Regions from separate parts of the Homo sapiens genome. Here regions 1 and 3 are each linked to region 2. A link is a contact called in ENCODE Hi-C or POLR2A ChIA-PET data. All regions are on one chromosome and are shown on one strand. The core of a region is the stretch at or near the end of the contact, and the rest is flanking DNA. Distances in the headings are between cores, read along the strand shown. Region 1 overlaps ZNF341 (zinc finger protein 341). Region 2 has its middle 84 kb from the start of RALY. Region 3 holds the start of ZNF341 (zinc finger protein 341).

Region 1 (4,372 bases), core at 1,182-3,681, 130 kb after region 2:
GAAACCCCGTCTCTCTACTAAAAATACAAAAATTAGCCAGGCGTGGTAGCGTGGACCTGTAATCCCAGCTACTCAGGAGACTGAGTCAGGAGAATCACTTAAACCCAGGAGGCGGAGGTTGCAGTGAGCCGAGATCGCACCACTGCACTCCAGCCTGGGCGGCAGAGTGAGACTCTGTCTCAAAAAAGAAACAAAAAAAAAAAGTAAGTCAGACCATGCCACACCATTGCTTAACCCACCTCCCACCTTGGCCTACAAGGCCCTGTGGTCTGACCCACTCCCACCTCTCAGACCTCATCCTTCTCCTTTCTCCACCTCACTCACTCTGCTCTGGCCACCCTGGCCTCCTTGACCTACCTTGAACACACCAGGCTCATTCCCACCTCAGGGCCTTGGCACTGGCTGTTCCTGTTCCCCGGAACACTCTTCCCCAAGTCTTCCCCAGGCAGTGCCTTCTCATCCTTCATATCTCAGCTCAAATGTCACCTCCCCAAAGAGGCCCTCCTGGCCACCCTGTCTCAAGTTGCCCCCCACGATGCACTCCCAGTCACTCCCTATTACATCACTCAGTTTTATTTTCTTCTTACCACTTCTTACCTGGAATTATTTATTATTTGCTTACTTGGTTATTGTCTGTCTCCTCCACTAGCAAGTGGTCCCTGTTCCAGATACCACATCTTGCCCATTCACAAGCTGCTCCCAGCACCAGTGAGAACTTGTTACATTAAAGAGTCAGACAGATGGGGATCCAAGCCCAGCGCCTTCCCATTTCTGACCTGCTGGGCCTCCTCATTCAAAATATGGGGTGTGAGTCCCAAACAGACCTGCCTGTCACTCATTCTTACAATTGTCACATGGCTGGATGCAGTGCCTCATGCCTGTAATCCCAGCACTTTGGGAGGCTGAGGTGGGCAGATCACCTGAGGTCAGGAGTTCAAGACCAGCCTGGCCAATACGGTGAAACCCTGTCTCTACTAAAAATACAAACATTAGCCAGGCGTGGTGGCACCTGCCTGTAACCCCAGCTACTCAGGAGGCTGAGGCAGGAGAATCACTTGAACCTGGGAGATGCAGGATGCAGTGAGCTGAGATCACGCTACTGCACTCCAGCCTGGGCGACACAGTGAGACTCCATCTCAAAAAAAAAAAAAAAAAAAAGGGAGATTGTCACAGAGTCTGACATAGTTTGTATCTGTGTCCCCACCTAAATCTCATGTTGAACTATAATCCCCAGTGCTGGAGGTGAGTTCTGGTGGGAGGTGATTGGATCATGGGGGTGGATTTCTCATGAATGGTTTAGGACCATCCCCTTGGTGCAGTCCTCAGGATAGTGAGTGAGTTCTCATGAGATCTAGCTGTTTAAAAGTGTATGGCGCCTCCCTCTCTCTCTATCTGGCTCCTGCTCTGGCCATGTGACATGTCTACTTCCCCTTCTCCTCCTGCCATGAGTAAAAGCCTCCTGAGGCCTCCCCAGTGGCAGATCTGCTAGCTCAGACACTATGCTTCCTGTACAGCCTGCTGAACCGTGAGTCAAATAAGCCTCTTTTCTTATAAATTACCCAGTCTCAGGTATTTCTTTATAGCAGTGCAAGAATGGCCTAATACAGAGTCAAAAAACACAACTGTGCCAAACAGCTCATAAACATGTCCTCACAACAGCAGTCTCAGGCCACCAACCACTCTGAAGGGAGAAAAGACACCACCATCTCCCCATCATGAAAACATGTGCCAGCTAAGGAAGAAAGGGTATTATCAGACAAAAAAAGAAAAGAAAAAAGAAAACATTTGCCAGCATATTGACCTATTTACAATGAGTTATCAGTGAGGAATGTCACAGGTAGGTGAACAATTCAAAGCAAAAACCAAAAGGCAGGCTGTGTAGAGTACTGCCTGTGGGAAACCCCAGGCAGGCTGCACCTGCGAAGGGCCCAGGGGAGCCCCATAGACCGCACTCTGAAACTACACACTAGCCAGGCGCACTCTGAAACCACACACTAGCCAGGCGCGGTGGCTCATGCCTGTAATCCCAGCACTTTGGGAGGCCGAGGTGGGCGGATCACTTAAGGTCAGGAGTTCGAGACCAACCTGGCCAACATGGAGAAATGCCGTCTTTACTAAAAATACAAAAATTAGCCAGGTGTGGTGGCTCACACCTGTAATCCCAGCTACTCAGGAGGCTGAGGCACAAGAATCACTTGAACCCAGGAGGGCAGAGGTTGCGGTGAGCCAAGATCATGCCACTGCACTTCAGCCTGGGTGACGGAGAGAGACTCTGTCTCAAAAAAAATAAAAAAAGAAAAGAAAAAGAAAGAAGCCACATACTAAATGCCTCCAGGCAGCAAGAAAGGGAAGGTGGGGTGGGAGCAGAGGTACCAGGAGGGCAGAGACTTAACTAGCTGGTGAGATGGGAAAGGACAGAATCTCACATGCTTCAGGGGCTGGGTTTGGGGGAGACATAGATTTGTGTCAGAGATTGTTTACCAATAGCCAGGAAAATTAAAATCTCCTGCCAGAAACAGCACCTGAATTAAGTCATCCAAGGTAACATCACCAGTAATAGAGCAAATCAACATCACATGCCTCCTGATATGACACACGGAGGAGGACACAGTATTTGTTGTGACATTCCTGACAAAAGTGCATGACCTGAATTTAATCATAGGGTAAAATCAGGCAAACCCAAACTGAGGACATTCTACAGAATAACCTGTCTATACTCTTCAGAAATATCAAGGTCTCGAAGACAAAGACAGAAGGAGGAACTGTTCCAGCTTATAGGACACAAGAGAGACGAGAGAGACATGACAACTGAATTCAACATGTGATTCTGGTTCAAAAAAACCTTTTTTTTCTTTTTCTCTAAAGCATGTTATTGGAACAATTGGAAAATTCTGAGTAAGGCCTGTAATTAGATAATAGAATTGTACTGATATTAACTTCCTGATTTCTTTTTCTTCTTTTTTTTTTTTTTTGAGACAAGAGTCTCGCTCTGTCACCCAGGCTGGAGTGCAGTGGCCCGATCTCGGCTCACTGCAACTTCCGTCTCCCAGGTTCAAGGGATTCTCCTGCCTCAGCCTCCCAAGTAACTGGGAATACAGGTGCCCGCCACCACACCCAGCTAATTTTTATAATTTAGTAGATACGGCATTTCGCCATGTTGGCCAGGCTGGTCTCGAACTCCTGACTTCAGGTGATCCGCCCACCTCAGCCTCCCAAAGTGTTGGGATTACAGGTGTGAGCCACCGCACCTGGCCTGATTTTTTTTTTTTTTTTTTTTTTTTTTTGAGATAGGGTCTCACTCTGTCCTTCAGGCGGGAGTGCAGTGGTGCGATCTCAGCTCACTGCAACCTGTACCTCCCGGGCTAAAGCAATTCTTCTGCCTCAGCCTCCTGAGCAGCTGAGACCACAGGCATATGCTACCATACCCACCTCTTTTTTTTTTTTTTTTTTTTTTTGGTAAAGACGGGGTTTTGCCACGTAGTCCAGGTTGGTCTCAAACTTCTGGGCTCAAGCAATCTGTCTACCTCAGCCTCCCAAAGTGCTGGGATTACAGGCATGAGCCACCGCACAGAGCCCAACTTCCTGATTTTGGTAACTATAGTATATTGCCCTTATGGAAGAGGTTATCCTTGTTTTTAGGAAATACAGGCCAGGTGTGATGGCTTACGCCTGTAATCCCAGCACTTTGGGAAGGCCAGGCAGGAGGATCACTTGAGGCCAGGAGTTCAAGACCAGCCTGGGCAACACAGTAAGACCCTGTCTCTACAAACAAACAAACAAACAAATTTACCTAGGAGTGATGGCGCCTGCCTGTAGTCCTAGCTACTGGGGAGGCTGAGGCAAGGCGACCACACCTGTGAATAGCTGATGCACTCTAGACTGGACAACACAGTGAGACTCTGTCTCTAAAAAAATAAAAATTGGCCAGGTGTGTGGCTCACGCCTATAATCCCAGACCTTTGGGAGAACAAGGCAGGTGGACCGCTTGAGCCCAGGAGTTCCAGACCAGTCTGGTCAACATGGTGAAATTCCATCTTTATAAAAAATAAAAAATTAGCCAGGCCTGGTGGCACACACCTGTGGTCCCAGCTACTCAGGAGGCTGAGCTGGAGGATTGCTTGAGCCCCGGAGGCGAAGGCTGCAGTGAGCTGTGATCATGCTACTGTGCTCTAGCCTGGGTGACAGAGTGAGATCCTGTCTCAAAAAAAAAAAAAGGCCAGGTGCAGTGGCTCATGCCTGTAATCCCAGCACTTTGGGAGGCCAAGGTAGGAGGATCACTTGAGCCCAGGAATTTGAGACAAGCCTGAGCAATATGGCGAAACCCTGTTTCTACAAAAAGTTTAAAAAAAAAAATCAGATGGGCATGGTGGTG
Region 2 (3,846 bases), core at 994-3,493:
GACTCCACTCTGGGAAATCATAGCTTTGCACAAAGTACCAGCCAAACCAGAAAGGTGATTCCAGGAGTTAGCCCAAAAACAACAGCAACAAAAAATGTGCTGTTCAGGTTTTCAGCTTTAAGATATCTTTGGACAAAGTTATTTTTACTTTTTTGTTTTTTCATTAGAAGTGACCAAATTAAGCCAGGCGCAGTGGCTCACGCCTGTAATCCCAGCACTTTGGGAGGCTGAGGCAGGCGGATCACTTGAGGTCAGGAGTTCAAGACCAGCCTGGCCAACATGGTGAAACCCTGTCTCTACTAAAAATACAAAAATTAGCCAGGCATGGTGGTGGGCGTCTGCAGTCCCAGCTATTCAGGAGGCTGAGGCAGGAGAATCACTTGAACCTGGGAGGCGGAGGTTGCAGTGAGCCAAGATCGCGCCACTGCACTTCAGCCTGGGCGACACAGCAAGACTCCATCTGGGACAAAAAAAAAAAAAAAAAAGAAGTGACCAAATTAAGACGGTGAGACCTCTGAGACCAAATTTCTGTCCCATCTCCACCCCATTCCCAGCCGCTTACAGAGTGGATCATGTGCCCCTTACATTGAGGTGACCACTTGATTGCTCTCCTGCCTCCTTGAAAGAAAGAAGATTATGTTTTTGCCACTGATTTAGCCACATGAAACTCATCTCATCACCCTTTTCTGGGTTTGAAGCTGCTGTCTCTAAAAGTGCCATGTCATTGTGCTTTGTATCAGTCAGTGAGAAATCTTGAATAGCTTGTGTACAAAACTTTTTAAATGTCATATTATTTTGAAACTTTGCTTCTTTGGGTTTCTGGCACCCTGGCTACCCCCTCTGGCTGTGAGAGCTCTCCACAGTCTGTAGGCTGGCAGGTTGCTGATCTTTTAAAGTTTCTTTCCCTACCTAATCCCCACTTTTTGGTAAAGTTTCTAGGAGGTCTGTTAGGCGTACAAACTGCAGCTTATTGGCTTACAATGTACTCTCCTTTGATGCCTCTTTGACGACAACTGGGAGAAAAAGAAATCAATAGTGCAACTGTTTTGATACTGAAGACTGATGAGTGTCTTTTTGAAATAAAGAACCAGGCCACGCATGATCGCTCATGCCTATAATCTCTGCACTTTGGGAGGCCAAAGCAAGTGGATCACTTGGGGCCAGGAGTTTGAGACCAGCCTGGCCAACATGGTGAAACCCCATCTCTACTAAACAAAATGCAAAGAAATTGGCCAGGCATGGTGGCACATACCTGTAATCCCAGCTACTCAGGAGGCTGAGGCAGGAGAATTGCTTAAACCTGGGAGGCGGAGGTTACAGTGAGCCGAGATTGCACCATTGCCCTCCAGCCTGGGCGATAGAGCAAGACCCTGTCTCAAAAAAAAAAAAAAAAAAAAAAAAGAAAGAAAGAAATTAAGAACCAGTCCCTCCAAAAAAAGACCCAAACAAACAAGCAAACAAACCCTGACTGTACAGCACTGGTGAGGATGTCAAGCAATAAGAACTCTCACACATTGCTGGTGGGAAGGCCAAATAGTTCAACTTCTCCGGAAAACACTTGGCAGTTCCTTACAAAGATAAATATACACTTAACAAACTACCCAGAAATCTCTTTGGCATTTACTCAAGTGAAACAAAAGCCTATGTTGAACCAAAAAACATATGAAAATGTTCATATCAGCTTTAATTATAATCATGAAAAACTGGAAACCCCAAATGTTTCCCCATTGAGGAATGGTTAAACTGTAGTCGAGCTATACAATGTAACCCTATTCAGCAATAAAAAAAAGGATGTCTACCTTAAGTAAACAGGAGAGAGACCTGCTCTCCAGAACAGTTGCCCTCCAGGACAAGCAATTGATACATACAAAAACTTGGATAAACTTCAAATATATTGTGTTACTTAAAACAAAGAGTTTATTTGGGAATAGCAGGAGCGATATGCATGCTCTGGTGAACCACAGGCATATCCAAAGGAGTTTCCTTTTATAGACAAAAGGAAAAGTTCACAAAAGCTGCTTTGAAACAAGGACCATTGGTTACAGGGGCCTCCTGCAATAGTTGGCATCCACTCATTGGTGAAGGCAGCCATTGTTAGTCAAGTGTTCTTGTGCAAGAGGCTTATCTGAAATTTTTGAAATTGTTGTGGTTTTCAGAGAGTCCTTACAATCATTCCAGTCATAGGCATATGTGCACGAGAGCCCTTCCTTCAAGGCCCATGGGCTCCATTTTGTTCGGGGTCAACATAAGTGACTCCATTTTGATTACTGAAAACGTCCACAAGGACCAGCAATGGATACGTGCAAAAATGTGGATGAATCTCAAAGGTATCGTGTTACCTAAAAGAAGCCAAAGCTACTGTGTGATTTCATTTATATGGCATTCTGGAAAAGGCACAACTATGGTGATGAAGAACAGATCAGTGGTTGCCAGGGGATCAGGGTGAAGGGAAGGTTTGGTTACAGAGGGCCCTGGCCACATGACAGAATCTGCTTCTATATCTTGATTGTGATTGTGGTTTCTGATTCTATGCATTTTTCAAGACTCCTAGAACTACACACCAAAAAGAGTGACTCTCCGCTGCATGAAGTGGCTCTTGCCTTTAATCCCAACATTTTGGGAGGCTGAGGTGGGAGGATTGGGATCTCTAGAGCCCAGGAGTTCGAGACCACCCTGGGCAAAATAATGAGACTGCTTCGCTACAAAAAAATAAATTAGTCGGGCATGGTGGTGTGCATCGGTACTCCAGCTACTCAGGAGGCTAAGGTGGAAGCATTGCTTAAGGCTGCAGTGAGCTGTGATCACGCCATTGCACTCCAGCCTGGACAACAGAGCAAGATCCTGTCTCAAAAAAAAAAAAAAAGTGACTCTTACTATCTCCAAGTAAGTTTAAAAATAATTTTTAAATGTAAAAAATAAAAAATAGGTTATACTTTCCTATTGAAAATCAGACCACCTGCAAGTCTGGAGCATTGTTGATTTAGGGCATGCAAGGATGCTGGTCCAGGCCCTCCCAAGCATGAGCTAGCAAAAGTGCTGCACACTCACAGCCTGCTTTTCCTCTGGGCATTACTTTTGCCATAGCCTGCTGATCCCCAGGACAGGGGGACTGGCTTAGCAGCAAACCAAAGACAACGATTCCTGGGCAAGTGATTTATGAAGTGCTCCTAGGAGAAACTGGCAGGAGTGGGGGAAGAAGATAGGAAAGAGAAAAAGCCAAGCAAGAGTGCACTAGCAGATAGCGTCCCAGCCTCAATCTGATCCCACTGGGAGCCGAGGAATGTAAATTACAGCTCGGTTTGTGCCTGGAGGCAAAGGAGCTGGACTCATGCTCTTGTGTATCTGCCCATCTATGGCCAAGGGCCACCCGGCGGGGAAGTAAACTGCAGGCACTTCCAGGTCCTTGTGCTGTGCAGCCAGTGGCTCCAGGAGCCCAAGGGCAATCCTCTGAAGAAAAATCTCACATGGAAGCTGTCAGATGAAAACACCTGGAACCTGGGCAAACAGAAATGCTAAGAGGATCCGAGGGCAGCTGGGTAGAGCTCCAACAGTGCCCGCTCCACCAACTGTGGCTCATCCGCCGGACGTTTACTCCCAAAGCTCCTCCATGGGTCAAACCCAAAGGGCTGGGAAAGGTGGGCCCTGCCCCCAGCTCCTGCAGGAAACAGGAGATCAGGGGCACGAAGTCTTATCAGTAGTTGGATCCAAAGGGATGAAGTGGGAATGAGGTGAGAGGGTCTAAAGTATTTCCTGGAGACAGGCTTGGGGATCCCGGGAGCTTATCCTAACTTAATGCTGACCTCTCGGCCACATGAGGTTCCAGGGAATGAAACAGAGTTAAAGGTG
Region 3 (4,253 bases), core at 425-2,924, 180 kb after region 2:
CTGGAGCAGTCGCTCACGCCTGTAATCCCAGCACTTTGGGAGGCTGAGGCGGGCAGATCACTTGAGGCCAGGAGTTCAAGACCAATCTGGCCAACATGGTGAAACTCCGTCTCTATTAAAAATACAAAAAAATGGCCGGGCGCGGTGGCTCACGCCTGTAATCCCAGCACTTTGGGAGGCCAAGGCGGGCGGATCACGAGGTCACGAGATCGAGTCCATGCTCGCTAACACGGTGAAACCCCGTCTCTACTTAAAATACAAAAAAAAAAAAAAATTAGCCGGGCGTGGTGGCGGATGCCTGTAGTCTCAGCTGCTCTCGAGGCTGAGGCAGAAGAAGCAGAAGAATGGCGTGAACCCCGGGAAGCGGAGGTTGCAGTGAGCCGAGATCGCTCCACTGCACTCCAGCCTGGGCAACAGAGCAAGACTCTGTCTCAAAAAAAAAAAAAAAAAAGGAAATTAGCCGGGTGTGGTGGTGCACGCCTATAGTCCCAGCTACTCAGGAGGCGGAGGCACGAGAATCGCTCAAACCTGGGAGGGGGAGGTTGCAGTGAGCCGAGATCGCGCCACTGCACTCCAGCCTGGGCGACAGAGTGAGACTCCGTCTCAAAAAATTAAAAAGTGCAGGGAGTGGCTGAGATCTCCTAGGAAGCTGCAGGACTCAAAGCTTCAGCTTCATCCCGCCAGTCCAGTACTTCGAGTTTGCACCCTATCTGTATACTCATCTCATCCCACTCCTCCAAGACCATTCTTGGTCTGTATTTCCCACAATATCTATTCTGCGCCATGGCCCCGAGTCGCTAAGGCTGCCCTTCCTCCCCGACGCCCAGCAGATGCACACATGGAGGTGCTCAGTGTTTGCTGTCTCCAAAGCCCACAGTTTTGAGCCTGAGCACCAACCCCATCCCAGGTTCTTGCAGAGCACGGAACAGTCTGTCGGCACCCAGCGTTTGCTGGCCTGGGTCTGGGAACACCGCGTCCCGGCCGGGCACACCGCGCCAGCACCCACGGTGTCAGTTTAATTTGTAAAACTGCACCGGCCACGGTGCGCACTGCAGGCGCCAGGTGTTTGCTGGCTTGGGTCCCTAAGCTCTGAGTCCAGGCTGTGCACACAGGTGGCGCCTCTGCTGCTGTGGTCTGATTTTGAGACTACGTCCTAGCACGAGGCATACAGTCCGCTCCGCAGAAGTTCTTCGTGGTCAGGCCGCCGAGGCCCTCCTGCCCGCAGCTGCGACCGCACCCCCGTCCCGGGCCCCGCGCGCCGCCAAGCCGCCTCCCTGGCCGCGGCTGTTCCAGACCGCCCCGCCGTCGCCTCCCGCGCAGTTCCCTGCAGGGAGCCCCTCCCGCGCCCGCCCAAGGCCGCCCAGGCTGGCGCTGTTCCGGACCCGAGCCCCCTCCCCGCCGGCCTGGCTCTCCCCGGCTGTTCCGGCCCCGGAGCTCCCCCGCCGGGCCTCGGCTCCCGCGCTGTTCCCGCCCGCGCCCCTCCCGCCCCGCGGCTGTTCCAGCCCCGGCGCCCTCCGCCCCGCGGCCGCTGCGCGCCCTAGGCCGGGCGCTGCGAGGGCGCGGCGGGAGGGGGCGCAGCGCGGAACAGCCGCCTCCGCCGGCCCCGCCGCCGCTCACCCTCCAGGGCCTCAAAGATCGCCTGCGCCATCTTGGAGCCGCCGCCGTCGCCGCCACAGGAACCGAAGCCCGGCTACGCGAGCATTGTGGGAGCCGTGGCGGTTGAGTCGGGGCCGCCAGGGGGCGCCCAGGAGCCGCCGCCGAGCCCCCAGCCCTGGAAACCCAACCTAGGCTCGCGGGACCCCAGCATCTCTGGGCTGCCCTGGCTCCACTCGATAACCCAGTCACCGGGCCACCGAGTGTGGACCCCGCCTCACTTGAACGACCAAGTCTACACCGACCTTATATCCGCCGCACACGCGGAACTTCCCATCCCTATTATCTAAATCCGCATCCCCATCTCACCGGACCCGACCCCCCAGCTCTGACACAGAATCCCCCATTCCCACAGCACGTGAGTCCTCCAGGTCTGCTGCACGGACCCCATTTCCGCTGAGCACAGTATACCCCGACTCTGCAACAAACCATGACCCCTATCCCATCTCACCCAGACCACCCAACTGTCACAGGGATCTCCAGGCTGTACAACATAGATTCCCATCCCTCATCCCCTATTAGAGACTTCCCGCCCCTACTACCCTGCTCAACTCTGCCTGTTGGGAGCCCGCCTCAGCCTCCAGAGTAGCGGGGACTACCGGCACACGCCACCATGTCCTACTAATTTTTATTTTTATTTTTTTGTAGAGATCAGGGTCTCACTATTTTGTCCAGGCTGGTGTCAACTTCTGGCCTCCAGCGATCCTCACGTCTCGGCCTCCCAAAGCACTGGGATTACAGGCGTGGGTCTCCGTGCTGGGGATCCCATTATCTCTTAAGTAACTCCATCTCTTCACCCTCCATCCCTGCTTGTTGGGACCCCATTTCTGTCACATAAACCCCCAACACCCACCCCAGCCACTCCTAGCCCAGCCTCCGAGGGGTCCTATCCAGGTCTCACAGAATGAGAGGTGCTCCTCACTGGGACTTCCCCTACACACACAGACCCCTCTCATCTTCATTCATCCTCCATCAACTGCTTATTAACGGCCTGCTATGCACCAAGTCCCGTAATAGCTCTAGAGACATGGTGGTCCTTTCCCATGGAGTTAGAGGTGGGAAGAAAGACCGACATTAGGCCAGGCGCGGCGGCTCATGCCTGTAATCCCAGCACTTTGGGAGGCCGAGGCAGGCGGATCACGAGGTCAGGAGTTCGAGACCATCCTGGCCAACCTAGTGAAACCCCGTCTCTACTAAAAATATAAAAATTATCTGGGCATGGTGGCACGTGCCTGTAATCCCAGTTACTTGGGAGGCTGAGGCAGGAGAATTGCTTGAACCAGGGAGTCAGAGGTTGCAGTGAGCCGAGATCGTGCCACAGACTCCAGCCTAGCGACAGAGCAAGACTCTGTCTCAAAAAAAAAAAAAAAGACCGACATTAAATCTTAAAGGTTATTTAATTACAATGTGTATGCCGGCCACAGTGGTTCACACCTGTAATCCCAGCACTTTGGGAGGCTGAGGCTGGAGGATCATTTGTATCCAGGAGTTTGAGACCTGTCTGAGCAACATAGTGAGACCCCGTCTCAACAACAACAACAAAAGTAGCTGGGCATGGTGGTTTGCACTTGAGTACCAGCTACTCAGGAGGCTGAGGCAGGAGAATTGCTTAAGCCTAGGAAGTAGAGGCTGCAGTGGGCTATGATCTCACCACTGCACTCAAGCCTAGGCAACAGAGTGAGACCCTTTCTCAATAATCAATGTGTGATAGTGGTTTCAAAGTACCCTTGGGAAACAAGCAAGAGTTTAGGGAGTGCATAGAGGGGAGGGGGAAACTAAGGAAGGGGCTATTGTTAAAGAAAAAATTAGGCCGGGCACAGTGGCTCACGCCTGTAATCCCAGCACTTTGGGAGGCCAAGGTGGGCAGATCACCTGAAGTCGGGAGTTTGAGACCAGCCTGACCAACATGGAGAAACCCCGTCTCTACTTAAAAACAATAAATAAATAAAATTAGGTGGCCATGGTGGCACATGCCTATAATCCCAGCTACTCGGGAGGCTGAGGCAGGATAATTGCTTGAACCCGGGAGGCGAAGGTTGCGGTGAGCCGAGATCACGCCACTGCACTCCAGCCTGGACAACAAAAGCAAAACTCCATCTCAAATTTAAAAAAAAAAAGAAAAAGAAAAAATTATTTACCTGGGTGTGGTGGCTCCTCTGTAATCCCAGCACTTTGGGAGGCTGAGGTGGCGGGAGGATTGCTTGAGCCCAGAAATTGGAGACCAGCCCAGGTAACATAGTCAGACCAGCATCTCCACAAATGATTTTTAAAAATATTAGCCAGGTATGTGGCACATACCTATAATCCCAGCTACTAGGTAGGGATGCTGAGGTGAGAGGATTTCTTGAGCCAGAGAAGTCAAAGCTGCAGTGAGCCATGATCATGTCACTGCATGCCAGCCCGGGTGACAGAATGAGACCCTGTCTCAAAAAAAAAAAAAAAAAAAGAAAAAAAATTGTTCAATGATCTTTGCTAAAACACAAACACAATAAGGAAGGCTTTATTCAGAACTACTGCGATAGGTACCACTACAAAGGGGCCTTGCAGTGGGGGAGAGAGACTGGGCTCAACTCTGAATACAGCATAGGCAAGTGGGAATT

Evidence for each region. A loop is a pair of places that touch in the nucleus more often than their neighbours do. ChIA-PET counts read pairs that join two places held with the same protein, here RNA polymerase II (POLR2A). Pooled maps may share reads with other maps.
Region 1: a loop to region 2 is called in a pooled map, with 2.6 times the contacts of the local background. The contact joins two enhancer-like sites. A Hi-C loop is called at or near these places in 1 of 37 single-sample maps with no recorded cell type and 3 of 50 pooled maps. POLR2A ChIA-PET finds 5 or more read pairs at or near these places in 4 of 52 experiments (Caco-2, GM12878, OCI-LY7 and 1 more).
Region 3: a map of PC-9 shows a loop between it and region 2 (11-fold over the local background). The contact joins the promoter of ZNF341 here to the enhancer-like site in region 2. A Hi-C loop is called at or near these places in 3 of 168 maps with a recorded cell type or tissue (Caco-2, Calu3 and PC-9) and 7 of 50 pooled maps. POLR2A ChIA-PET finds 5 or more read pairs at or near these places in 5 of 52 experiments (MCF 10A, PC-9, RWPE1 and 2 more).

Annotation. Positions count from the first base shown.
Region 1 is chr20:33,776,235-33,780,606 of GRCh38, reverse strand. The region is part of intron 10 of ZNF341 (zinc finger protein 341); the gene reads right to left. Among named protein-coding and RNA genes, the nearest start is that of ZNF341-AS1, 33 kb to the left of the region's middle. RefSeq lists enhancers at 1,250-1,544, 1,580-1,869 and a silencer at 1,960-2,009. Within about 2 kb of position 2,431, at least 11 of the 41 ENCODE cell types and tissues checked have a DNase peak (open chromatin) inside an H3K27ac peak, as active enhancers do; they include OCI-LY7, where a contact is called at or near this core.
Region 2 is chr20:33,907,993-33,911,838 of GRCh38, reverse strand. It overlaps the pseudogene TPM3P2. Among named protein-coding and RNA genes, the nearest start is that of RALY, 84 kb to the left of the region's middle. RefSeq lists an enhancer at 3,511-3,846. Within about 2 kb of position 2,243, at least 6 of the 41 ENCODE cell types and tissues checked have a DNase peak (open chromatin) inside an H3K27ac peak, as active enhancers do; they include OCI-LY7 and PC-9, where a contact is called at or near this core.
Region 3 is chr20:33,729,417-33,733,669 of GRCh38, reverse strand. It overlaps ZNF341 (zinc finger protein 341), which reads right to left and starts at 1,674. Exons shown (of 15, transcript NM_001282933.2): 1 at 1,618-1,674. The coding sequence starts at 1,648. LOC124904890 (a long non-coding RNA gene) reads left to right here and starts at 1,687. Exons shown (of 2, transcript XR_007067569.1): 1 at 1,687-2,024. RefSeq lists enhancers at 1-305, 1,974-2,033, 2,044-2,103 and a silencer at 1,154-1,863.